Linked DNA regions of Homo sapiens: region 1 is linked to region 2. The links are chromatin contacts, found by Hi-C or POLR2A ChIA-PET in ENCODE. All regions are on one chromosome and are shown on one strand. The core of a region is the stretch at or near the end of the contact, and the rest is flanking DNA. Distances in the headings are between cores, read along the strand shown. Region 1 holds the start of MSRB2 (methionine sulfoxide reductase B2). Region 2 holds the start of PTER (phosphotriesterase related).

What was found. Hi-C counts contacts between places; a loop is a spot of excess contacts on that map. ChIA-PET counts read pairs that join two places held with the same protein, here RNA polymerase II (POLR2A). Pooled maps may share reads with other maps.
Region 1: a loop to region 2 is called in a map of naive thymus-derived CD4-positive, alpha-beta T cell, with 10 times the contacts of the local background. The contact joins the promoter of MSRB2 here to the promoter of PTER in region 2. A Hi-C loop is called at or near these places in 1 of 168 maps with a recorded cell type or tissue (naive thymus-derived CD4-positive, alpha-beta T cell) and 9 of 50 pooled maps. POLR2A ChIA-PET finds 5 or more read pairs at or near these places in 2 of 52 experiments (HEK293 and activated T-cell).

Annotation. Positions count from the first base shown.
Region 1 is chr10:23,092,156-23,098,632 of GRCh38, forward strand. MSRB2 (methionine sulfoxide reductase B2) reads left to right here and starts at 3,424. Exons shown (of 5, transcript NM_012228.4): 1 at 3,424-3,571. The coding sequence starts at 3,454. It overlaps LOC107984215 (a long non-coding RNA gene), which reads right to left and starts at 3,124. Exons shown (of 3, transcript XR_001747394.2): 1 at 2,665-3,124. RefSeq lists a silencer at 3,232-3,701.
Region 2 is chr10:16,432,862-16,439,045 of GRCh38, forward strand. It overlaps PTER (phosphotriesterase related), which reads left to right and starts at 4,149. Exons shown (of 5, transcript NM_001261836.2): 1 at 4,149-4,186. RefSeq lists a silencer at 4,024-4,073 and enhancers at 4,494-4,673, 4,694-4,743.

The sequences.
Region 1 (6,477 bases), core at 2,174-4,673, 6.7 Mb after region 2:
TAGATTGGTTATCAGCTCTGTTTACCAATTACCGTTGTCCTCATTAAATCTTCAATAACAACTAACGTTTATTAAAACCAAGTATGTACCAAAGGGTTTGCTAGGTGTTTTAACGTATGTTGTATCTAATCCTTACAATAACCCCATTTTGGGGATAAGAAAACTGATCTGTCACAGGTTGAATACTTGATCAAGCTCATGCGTCTTTTAAATTTAAGATATTCTGACTTGAATGTGTTTTACACCAGACTCCATGATTTTTTTCCCACAATGTCACAATGTTAAGTTAATTTATTAACTTTGCTTGGGATTGGGGGTGAAGGTGGGTGAGTTAAACCGGTATTCCTTGATATTTTCTAAATTCTAAACTTTAGGGGAACTTTACAAACTCTTCAACTAACTAGCAGTGTGATCATAGACAAGGTACTTATCCTCTCTGGATTTGAATTTGTTTACTTATTACTCAGATACAAAACCAGACAGATACTATAAGAGAGGAAGCTTTCAGTCCAACATCCTTCATCAACACAGACACAAAAATTCTAAAAAAATGTAATCCATGATACATAGAACATAATCCAACAATACATGAAACAAATAATAAAACTGACAAAGCAGGCTTTATTGAAGAAATACTAAGTTGGTTTAACGTTTGAAAATCAAGTAACAAACTACAAAAAGAAAATAGGAAAAAGGTATGATTATATCAGTAGCTGCAGAAAAGCATTTGACAAAAATCCAACATCCCTTCCTGATAAAAACTCTCAGTAGACTACAAATAGAAATTTCCTTAATCTGATAGAAAATTTATGAAAAACTTATAGCTAATATCATACTTAATGGTAAAAGGCTGAATACTTTTCCTCTAAGATCAGGAACAAGACAAGGATGTTCACTCTCAACATTTCTATTCAACACTGCGCAGGCTCTAACCAGTGCAATAAGGCAAGAAAAAGAAATCAAAGACATCTGTATTAAAAAGAAAGAGTAAAACTCTTTCTACACAGATGACATGATTTTTCTATGTAGAAAATCTGATAAAATCCATAAAATGTTACTAGAACTAAGAAATGAGTTTAGAAAGATTACAGAATACAAGATCAATATACAAAATCTACATACTAGCAATCAGAAATTGAAATTGATAAAACAATACCACAGCATCAAAAATATGAAATGCTTTAGGATGAATCTATCAAAAGATGTGCAAAACCTATACAGTGAAAACTACAAAACACTACTAGTAGGTGTTAAGGAAGACCTAAATAAATAGATAGGCATATCTTTATTCATGGGTCAAAAGATTCAATATTGTTATGATATTAATTTCCCCCAAACTTATGGATAGAATCAATGCAATCCCAATCAAAACTTAAGTAAGATCATGTGTAGAAATTGACAGACTGAATCTAAAATTTATGTTGAAATACAAAAGACCTAAAATAGCCCAAACAACCTTAAAAAAGAACAGAGGTACAGTACCAATGCTAGCTGGTTGCAAGTCCAGTCATCAGGATATTGTAATATTGATGTAAAAATAGACAAATTAATTAATGGGACAAAATAGGAAGTCCAGAAATAGACACAACACATTGATAGGAAACTGATTTTTGACAGATTCAAAAACAGTTCAGTGGAGAAAGAGTAGTCTTTTAAAAATTGGTGCTAGGAGCCAGGCCTGGTGGCTCACGCCTGTAATCCCAGCACTTTGGGAGGCCGAGGCAGGCAGATTACCTGAGATCAGGAGTTCAAGACCAGACTGGCCAACATGGTGAAACCCCGTCTCTACTAAAAATACAAAAATTAGCCAGACGTGGTGGCACACGCCTGTAATCCCAGCTACTCAGGAGGCTGAGGCAGAAGAATTGCTTGAGCCTGGAAGATGGAAGTTGCAGTGAGCCAAGATCGTGCCACTGCACTCCAGCCTGGCCGACAGAGACTCTGTCTCAATCAATCAATCAATCAATCAATAAAAATGGTGCTGGAACAACTGGATATAGATATGCAAAAAACAAAACAGATAAACAAAACAAAACAAAAATTTTGGCCATATATAAAAATTCTAAATCGGTCAGAGACCTAAATGTAAAACCTAGAACTATAAAAATTTTAGAACAAAACATAGGAGAGAATCTTTGTGATCTTGGATTAGGCAAAGATTTCTTAAATATGATACCAAAAAAAGAACAATCCATTAACAAATTGATAAATTGGGCTTCATCAAAATTAAAAACTGCTCTTCCCAAGACAATATTAGGAGACAGAAAAGACAAACAAGAGACTGGGAAAAAAAATCTTTGTAAAGCATATGTTTGATAAAAGATTTGCATCCAAAATATATAAAGTGTTCTAAGCTCAATAATGAAACAACTCAACATTAAATGGGCAAAAGATCTGAACGGACACTTCACCAAGGAAAATACACTCGCTGCAAATACGCACATGAAAAGATGCTTAACATCATTAACGATTAGAGAATGCATAATAAAGCCACAATGAGCTACCACTACACAGAACCGGAACATCTACAGTTAAAATCTCTGGACTTTCAAGTGTTGGCAAGGATGAAGAACAACTGGAACTCGCATAGACTGCTAGTGGGAAGGTAAAGAAAAAAACCACTTGGGAAAACAGTATAGTAGTTTCTTAAATGGTTACACCTACCTTACGACCTGGGCATTCCACTTCCAGGTATTTACCCCAGAGAGGAAAAACCGTATATGTCTGTACAAAGATTTGCACAGGGATGTTCCTAGCAGCTGTAGTTCTAATCAGGAAAAATTGAAAGCAGGCTAAATCAAGTGCTGACTAAACACACGGTGGTATATCCATAAATGGAATACTGCTCAGGAAGCAATGAATGATTGTTCCATGCAAAAACACGCAGGCATGTCAAAGTAACTATGTTGAGTGAAAGAAGCCAGACAAAATCAAGTACATATGGGATGATTCCATTTATGGACGACTCTAGAAAATGCAAACTAAAACAGATCAGTGTTTGGGCTGCGGATGAGTGGAGTTGGGATAGGTGGAGGGGGGCAGGGCGAGGGAGGAGCAGGAGTGGGAGGAGCTGGGAGATGCAGAGATGGGTTGGGGAGGGTCTCATGGAAGGGAAGGGAGAGAGGAAGGGGGAGAGGAAGGGGGAGGAAAGGCAAGGGGAAAAGGAGAGGAAGAGGGAGGGGGAGAGAGAGGCAGAGTGGGAGGAAAGAGGGGCGGGGACCTGGGAGGGCCCAGGGCACATAGTGGGAGGAGCAGGTGGGAAGGAGGGAAGGAGGGAGGGGCAGGGGAGGGAGAAGAGGGGGAGGGAGACGAGGGGACTGGCGGTGTGGGCGGAGCGTGGGGAGGGAGGCCGACTAGCGCAGGCGGACGGGAGAGAATGGGGGAGGGGTGGGATGGGAGCAGGGGCAGAGACGGGCAGAGGGCAGAGGGCGGAGCGGCGCCGGAGCGGGCGTCATGGCGCGGCTCCTCTGGTTGCTCCGGGGCCTGACCCTCGGAACTGCGCCTCGGCGGGCGGTGCGGGGCCAAGCGGGCGGCGGCGGGCCCGGCACCGGGCCGGGACTGGGGGAGGCAGGTAGGACGCGGGTCCCGCAGGCCCCGCCGCCGCCTACGGCTTTCGGCTTCATTTCACCGGCTGCACCCGGGAGCCTAGGGCCGGTCCAGGCCGGGCGCTGCCCTCCTACTAAGCCCTCCTCGGCGCGCCCCTCCCCCCCCCCAGCCCGAGGATCTGGGACAGTGGATTGTAAACTTGGTGGCGGCAGGGTGGGGACTGACCCCTGTGAGAATCCGAGGAAATGAACAAATGATCCCCCTAAATGTGCGCATAATTTTTTTTTTCTTGGCTCGGGGAGTGGGGGCATAAGTGGGGCTCGGGGGCCTCTGACCCCTATCGGGGACTCCAGGCGAAGGCCCGGGGCCTGGGCTGTAGCAGCCCGGCCCGCGCGCCCCTGCGAAGGCCCCTAGTATTTTGCATTGCAGCCCTCTTCGTAGTTCCGCGGGCTTCCTTCCAGCATCTGAGAAGCAGGCAGTTCAGACTTGGGGTTCCTGTGAGTGTTTCCTGCCCTGCTGACTTCCCATAAATGTGTCTAAGAGCCAGGGAGACTGGGTTGATCATTTGTTCCTTCTTTAAGGTGACAGCCATTGTTAATGACTGAGACAGAGACCAGGGCGAGCCTGTGTGTGTGTGTCTCTCTCTCTCTCTGTGTGTGTGTGTGTGTGTGTTTCTGCTAAATACTTTTGGATCCTCTCTTGGATCTGGGTACCTGCACATTTCACCAAGCAGGAAGGAGTCACCTCGGGAGACCTGTGCCAGCTACCCCTGTATTTCAGTTCTATTTCAGGGTAACTTAGTGCCCCAGGGGATTGGCTTCCTGGGCGGTTGCCAGACTGACCCACTCTGAATCCAATTTTATATGTGTTCATTGAAGACATTCAGAGATACCCAACTGATGAAAATGTACCAACTCATTCTGAGCTCTTTTTAGCCCCTGAAGTTTTCGAAATGCAATATTGAAAGAATACGTAACTAAATAAAAGCGTTGGCGTTGTGGAATGTTAGCTCATCCAACTTGACTTCCAGCTATGGCCTTTCTAATCACTGGTGTCTCTAGTCAGTCTGATGACATTTGCTGTGAGCCTACTGTGTGCCAAGCATTGTATTGCTGAGAACCACAGGTGATAGAAACAGGTCACAGTTACCGACGAGCTCTCTATAACCCCTTGAAAAAGGATGGTGGTTTTAGCGGTAACTACTTCATGGCTGTAATTGCTGCTGTCAGAAGCAGCCTAATGAATTGCCCTGGGATCTGAAGTTCTCCAGCAACAATAAAATTTGGCCAGCCACCAGTAGGTAACAGGAGCTGTGTACCTTATCAGACACCCCTCCTGGGAATCTATTCGAAGGAAATAGTTCAAAAGAAGAACAAAGAGATATATGCAAAGATGCTTTAAGCACTAGTCTCTTACAAAATGGAAACTGGCTGTAACCCAAATCAGTTAAGAAATACTTACGTAAATCATGAAAATTCAATCCAACAAACTGTTAGGCAGCCATTAAAAATGATAAACGGAGTATTTCTGTGGTGAAGGGCTTGGGTATGAATAGATGCAGATTTTGAGTCTTGGCTCTCGGTTACTTCCTGGCTCTGTGTCTGAGCTCAGGCTGCTATTGCAAAACACCGTGGACTGGGTGGCTTCAACAACATTTTCTCACAGTTCTGGAGGCTGGGAAGTCCAAGATCAAGGTGGGAACAGATTTGGTTCCTGATGCAGACCTGCTTCCTGGCTTGCAGTTGACTGCCTTCTCACTCTGCCTTCAGGTGACTGTCTCAGGAAGGACCACTAATCCCTCAAGAGAGCCTCACCTTTATGATCTAATCTAAAACTAATAACCTCCCAAGCCCCACCTCCACATTCCATCTCATTGGGAGTTAGGGCTTTAGCATATGGGAGTGGGGAGAGGAGCAGGGAGAACATATAATATTCAGTTTGTAACAATGTCTTTGGACATGTTTCTTGAATTTGGAAAGTTTAAACTTCAGATTTTTTTTCCTTCTGTCAAATAAGGATAATGATAATGGTAGGGTTGTTGTAAAGAATAACTTTTTAATTAAATATTTTGTTACAATGCTTGACACTTAGGCACACAATAAATGTTAGTTATGATTACATAAATAAGTGGAAAGGACAAAAATGTAGCTACATTTAACTTACATCATGGGCTTCGGGAGTGTTGAGAGAGAGGGAGACATTGGGAGGGGGGAAATGAGAAGATATTGAAATGACAGTATTTTTTTCCAGTGCTGCAATTTCTCATATGCTTAGAGTGATTTTTTTTAATCCAGATTGACAAAGAGCAAACTGAAAAAGGAAAGTAAGAAATATTCTGGAGCAAAAAATCTGTTGCTTCAGGAAAATATTCTTTCTAGAGATGACTATGCTAGGAAACTGTCCTGGGCATAGGGTTAAAATAGTCCAGGCACTGGTGGGAGAGACTAGTTCTGCAGATCAGAATGGGCTGGGGATTCTTTTAATACCAGTTTCTAAAGAGTTCCATTAGATTCAACACATTATTTATCAAAATGGAGTGGGCTTATGTGTGACAATTGGCAGTATAGCAACTGTGGCCAGGAAGGTTAGCAAAACCCGAAGGAGGCACCCAGTAGGTGACCATAGGACCAAGAGTGGATTTCCTTAGGGATGAAAAAATCGAGGCCCACCCCGTAGAACTTCTGACCAACAAAATATATGGCCTGTGCAAATCACAGCACACAGAGAGAAGGGAACTCCAAGGAATTTGAGTTTATTAAGGCATAATTCAAAGTAAAGCTGTGTAGTTATCTCATGCAATAGCAGCAACCGATAAATGTTTTCATAGTGAAGATAGCAAGAGAATGTAGAGGGAATCTGGAAAATGTGTAGCCCCCAAAGGATGAGCACGTGGTGCAGAGGACAGAAAATACCTGCACACACACAGAAAAG
Region 2 (6,184 bases), core at 2,899-5,398:
AAAAGTTTTCCATTCTTGTGCATTGGATTTACATGATTTTCTCCACTGTTCTTTGTTTGTTTGTGTTTGTTTGTTTTTGTTTTTGCTTTTTGAGATGGAGTCTCGCTGTACCTCCCAGGCTGGAGTGCAGTGGCACGATCTCGGCTCACTGCAATCTCCACCTCCCAGGTTTAATCTATTTTCCTGCCTCAGCCTCCTGAGTAGCTGAGACTACAGGTGCACGGCATGACCTTTGGCTAATTTTTGTTTTGTTTTGTTTTGTTTTTTGAGATGGAGTTTCGCTCTGTTGCCCAGCCTGGAGTGCAGTGGCGTGATCTTGGCGCAATACATCCTCTGCCTCCCGGGTTTAAGCAATTCTCTGCCTTAGCCTCCCGAGTAGCTGGGATTACAGGCACCCACCACCACACCTAGCTAGTTTTGTGTGTGTGGGTGTGTGTGTGTATGTTTTTTAGTAGAGACAGGGTTTCACCATCTTGGCCAGGCTGATCTGGAACTCCTGACCTTGTGATGCACCCGTCTCGGCCTCCCAAAATGCTGGGATTACAGGCATGAGCCACTGCACCTGGCCTGTTTTTTTTGTTTGTTTGTTTTTTTAGGGAAGATAGGTTTTCACCATGTTGGCCAGGCTGGTCTCAAACTCCTGGCCTCAAGGGATCTGCTACCCTGGCCTCCCAAATTGTTGGGATTACAGACGTGAGCCACAACACCTGGCCTCTGCCTTTCTTTGAACACACCTGTAGGCAATAGTTTGAGAAAGTTCCTGAAATAAATCTCCTGCATATTAATTTGAAATTTCTTTGTAGCTGCTTCTTTCAAAAAAGAAATAAAATCTCTTTACTAGTATCTTTTTAAGGAGTAAAGCCACAGAAATAAGAGCGTGCATTTGAAATCCATCACAAATCTTGCTCAGTGGATTTACTGTGGGCAGTGGAGAATTTAGTAACTTCCATAAAGAAAAACTAAAGTTTACTTTTCAATTTTTTTTTTTTTTGAGACAGGGTCTCTCTCTGTCACTAGGTTGAAGTGCACTGGCATGATCTCAGCTCACTGCAATCTCCACCTCCCAGGTTCAAGCAATTCTCATGCCTCAGCCTCCTGAGTGGCTGGGACTACGGGCATGCACCACCACACCCGGCTAATTTTTGTATTTTTAGTAGAGATGGGGTTTTACCATGTTGGCCAGGCTGGTCTCCAATTCCTGGCCTCAAGTGATCTGCCCACCTTGGCCTCCCAAAGTGGTGGGACTACAGGCGTGAGCCACTGCGCCTGGCCTGAAGTCATTTTTTAACAAGGACCTCATGTATCATTTAACATCTAGCAGCATAGACTACTAAAATACGTAACATTATAAATAATGGACTTTCGAGCCTCTCCTTACCACCCACTGTCGGGTACACATTTATATGGCTCCATGCTTGTAGCACACACAAAGTGGGAGCCAGCACTGAAATCACTCCAGAAGCCTCCCTGGATCCATCTCCTCATTACAGAATCTCAGTGTGAGCCCGTCATTGCTACTAATATCCAACTGTCCCAGCACTCATGCCTCTGCAGTTCTTAACCCCTACAGTTATTCTTGTCTTTCCTACTCTTGGGCCCTATTTTTATCCCTTTTCTGTTTCTAGGATTTACCCAGCCACCCTCCTTAAGAACCAATTTTTTCCTCAGTATCTTCTCCCTGACTGTCCCTTACCAACCAACCCCTTTTCTAAATGACTTCTTGTACTTTTACCCTTAAAAAACAAAAAACAGAGAACGAGACCTGTATATCCTTTTCTCCTCCTTTTTTTCTGATTTAAATGAATTAATTTATTTCTATTAATCTCCTATCAAAGCACCCCATTCTCTCCTGGTGCGGTGGCTCACGCCTGTAATCCCAGCACTTTGGGAGGTCAAGGCAGGTGGATCAGTTGAGGTCAGGAGTTCGAGACCAACCTGGCCAGCATGGCAAAACCTCATGTCTACTAAAATTACACAAAATTAGCTGAGCATGGTGGGGCGTGCCTGTAATCCCAGCTACTCAGGAGGCTGAGGCAGGAGAATCCCTTGAAACCAGGAGGTGGAGGCTGCAGTGAGGTGAGATTGCACCACTGCACTCCAGCCTGGGCAACAGAGCAAGACTCTGTCTCAAAAACAAACAAACAAACAAACCAAAAAAATTCCCCATTCTTTACTAAGAAGGCAAGTGTAGTGACTGATATCAACTAATCTGGGTCCCTAGTCCTATCCTTGAACAAGGTGCTTGCCTAAGTTTGTTTTCTTGTCTGTAATTGGAGGGAAATAGCTCCTGCCACATGCAGGTTGCTCAAAATCTTAAACAAAATAACATACACCCATTACAAAACCTGGTAGAGTTGGCCCCGATAAACATCATCTATTAATATTATTATTAAAACTCTACTTTCCTTTGAAATGACATCTGTAGCTTCTGCCCATCTGCATACCTATTCTCTTTTTTCTCAGAATTCAGGATAAAATTAATTGACTAGGCCTTGTGCTGTGGCTTATGCATGTAGTCCTAACACTTTGGGAGGCTGAGGTGGGAGGATCCTTTGAGCTTAGGAGTTTGAGACCAGGCTGGGCATCATAGCGAGACCTCCATCTCTACAAAAATTACAAATATTAGCTGAGTGTGGTGGTGCACACCTGTAGTCCCAGCTGCTCAGGAGGCTGAGGCAGGAGGATCCCTTGAGCCCAGGAGTTCAAGGCTGCAGTGAGCTATGACTGCACCACTGAAATCCATCCTGGGCAACAGAGCCATTTCAAAATAATAATAATAATAATTGATGACAGTGTAATATGGTTGGGGTTCAGAAAATGATACCCCAAAATGAAGGCCTTAGAAGCAGCTCTCTCTAACCTCATGTCCTCCTGCCTCTGGCCCCTCATTCTAGAAACTGGAATCCCTCTTCCCCAAGGTGATTCACAGAAGCCAGAACCCCTCATCCCCAAAGCCAAGCATAAAACCTAAAAGTTTGACTCTGCGTGTCCCCTGCCTTTCTGTGTCAAAACTGGCGGTAAAGAAATTCTCTGCCCTGCTTTGTTTGACTGTAGGTCATAAGACCCCCATTCCAGAAAGGATCCTGCTCTATACCCAGAAGGAAGGAACACTGCACAGAAAAGCCAAAAAGAATCTAAACAGACAGGGCTTGCTCACTTAGTCTATTGGCATTAGCTCAGACCCTTTTTATGCCATCGTAGTATCTCTTAGGTTGGTGCAGAAGTAATTGCGGTTTTTGCCATTAAAAACCGCAATTACTTTTGCACCAGCTGAATACATGGCGGTCCATACTTTATTGAACCTAAGCGAAAAAATGGACCGTTTCCCCTGCATCTTTGGGTTTTCATTCTGAAGGCTCCCGGATCACATAAAGTTACGATCTAGTATATTTGTATGCCTTTTCTACTGTGAAACTGTCTTTTGTCAGTTGATTTTCAGCAAACTTTCAGAGGACGAAGGAGAGGTTTGCCCTTGGCCCCCTACAATACCTAAAGGTATGACTCTTTACTGTGGCAGCTGCTCCAAGCATCATGTTTTGCCAACAGACTCACACATACTAAGTTTATTTCAGTCACAGCAAGTACCAGGGCCAGTTCAAGTGCTCTAGCACGGCACTCTAATTCTAAAGAGAAGGAAACGCGGCACCGGGGCAGGAAACAGTGACAAGTGGGAACACAAAAACCAAAGTTCTCCGTATGCAGCATGAGGATCCAGAACCCACTGTGACATCAAATTGCCAGAGCACCACCTCCGATTTATTCTTGGGGAAAACCAAAAGAGCTACGGAATGCTCCCTTGTTCCAGACTGTTCTATGGAGAACTGGGATCTGGGGAAAATGCAACAGTTTCTTTCCGTTTGGGGATCTAGCCCCGAATTTTTTTCATTCAGCCAAACTACCGACAGTCAGACAGCGCCTGCAGGAGGGTGTGGCCAGGCAAAAACGCGGGGAACGGCCCCGGACCAGGGTGGGGCGTGGCAAGGGTTTGAAGGGCGTGTCCTACGAAGAGGTAGGGCTTGGCAAGGACCCACGGGGCGTGTCCTAGGACTCGGTGAGGGCGTGACCTCGGGCCAGGGGCGGGGAGAGAACCAGAGGGCGAAGTGGGAGGGCACAGGGGAGACTAAAAAGGCCAGGGAAGTTGGCCTGCCGGAAGTTCCCAGGGAGAAGGCAGCGCGTTGTACCCGAGGTAAGGCTTCTTGGAGTCAGAGCAGGAGCCGGAACTGTGGGCCCAGTAGGAAGAGTGGGGCCCGACGGCGGAGGCCGCGCGGCCAGGGTTCGCTGCAGAGCTCCACGCGAGGGTCCTGCCGGAAGGAAGGATTTTCTAGCCGCTGCGCTTGGGCCCTGCCGCCTCTCCTTAAGTGCTTGAGGGACGTTGCAAAGAGCGCCAGTCCCGTGTGGCGCCAGCTCCCTGTGGCTCGACAGCAATGCCCGGGGGCGTCATCGGGTAGCTGTGCTAAGCCTCCTTTAATAAGCTTTTTTTTTTTTTTTTTTTTAGATTCAGGGTCTGGCTCTGCTTCCCAGGCTAGAGTGCATTTGGCGCGATCACAGCTCACTGCAGCCTCGACCTCCTGAGCTCAAGCGAACTTCCTGCCTCAGCCTCCTGAGCTTCCTGAGTAGCTGCGACTACAGGCACGTGCCACCATGTCCGGTTATTTTTGTATTTTTTGTAGAGAGTGTCTCGCCATGTTGCCCAGGCTGGTTTCGAACTCCTGGGCTCAATCAGTCTGCTGCCTCGGCCTCCCAAAGTGCTGGCATTACAGGTCTATATTTTTTGACAGTTTATAAAAGCCAATTACCAGCGGTCATATGTCTGAGTCCTGTGCACTCTTGCTTAATCCACTCTGCAGCCCTGTGAAGGATTCTAGTGATAACGACAAAGCTAAGGTACAGAAAAATTAGGCCACACTGCTGGAAAGTTTAGAGATGGAAACAAAGTTTAGAGGTGGAGTCTTTCTGACTCCACAGCCAGTGTGCTGTTACTCTCTTAGACTACCTCATTCTTTGTACATCCCAAGTCAACAGGAACTAAAGGTATACCCTTACATAGGCAGTAAGAGGGGTTGCTGATTTAAAGAACTTTGGACCCAGAAAGAGTAGAGCCCTATTCTAGTTCTGGTTCCAGCTCAGTGACTTTCTACAAGTTGGTTTTCTTTTGCTTTTTTTAAAGACAGAGTCTCGCCCTTGCCCAGGCTGGAGTGCAGTGGTGCGATCTCGGCTCACTGCAACCTCCGCCTCCCGGGATCAAGCGATTCTCTTGCCTCAGCCTTCTGAGTGGCTGGGACTACAGGCGCGCTCCACCACACACAGCTAATTTTTGTATTTTTAGTAGAGACGGGGTTTCACCATACTGGCCAGGCTGATCTCGAACTCCTGACCTTGTGATTCACCCACCTCGGCCTCCTAAAGTGCTGGGATTACAGGCGTAAGCCACCGCGCCCGGCCTCTTGCTTTTTAAGACTAGGTCTCATTATTTCACCAAAGCTGGAGTGCAGTGGTGCTATCACAGCTCACTGCAACCTTCACTTCCCCCGTTCAAGTGATCCTCCCAGCTCAGTCTCCCACAGGTGCACACCACCACGCCCGGCTAGTTTTTATTTTCTGTTTTTTGTTTTTTTTTTTGTATTTTTGGTAGAGACGGGGTTTTGCCATTTTGTCCAGGTTGGTGTCAAACTCCTGGGCTCAAATGATCTGGCTGCCTCGGCCTCCCAAAGTGCTAGGATTACAGGCGTGAGCCACTGCGCCTGGCCTGCCTGTTTTCTAGACACATTAAGGTGAGTGGTCTCAGGCCAGGCGCGGTGGCTCACACCTGTAATCCCGGCACTTTGGGAGGCTGAGGCAGGTGGATCACTTGAGGCCAGGAGTTCGAGACCAGCCTGGCCAACATGTGAAACCTCTTTTCTTCAAAAAATTAGCTGGGCATGGTGGTGGGCATGCCTGTAATCCCAGCTACTGGAGAGGCTGAGGCACGAGAATTGCTTGAACCTGGGAGGCAGAGGCGGCTGTGAGCTGAGATCACACCACTGCACTCCAGCCTGGGTGTCAGAGCAAGACTCTGTCTCAAAAAAAAAAAAAAAAAAGGTAAGTGGTCTCTAGGTCGCTAGTGGATGTAATAATCTATGGATTTATGAGGATAAGATCCTGATTTTACCATTTAATGATATTTTGGGCCAGTTTTTTTCCTTTT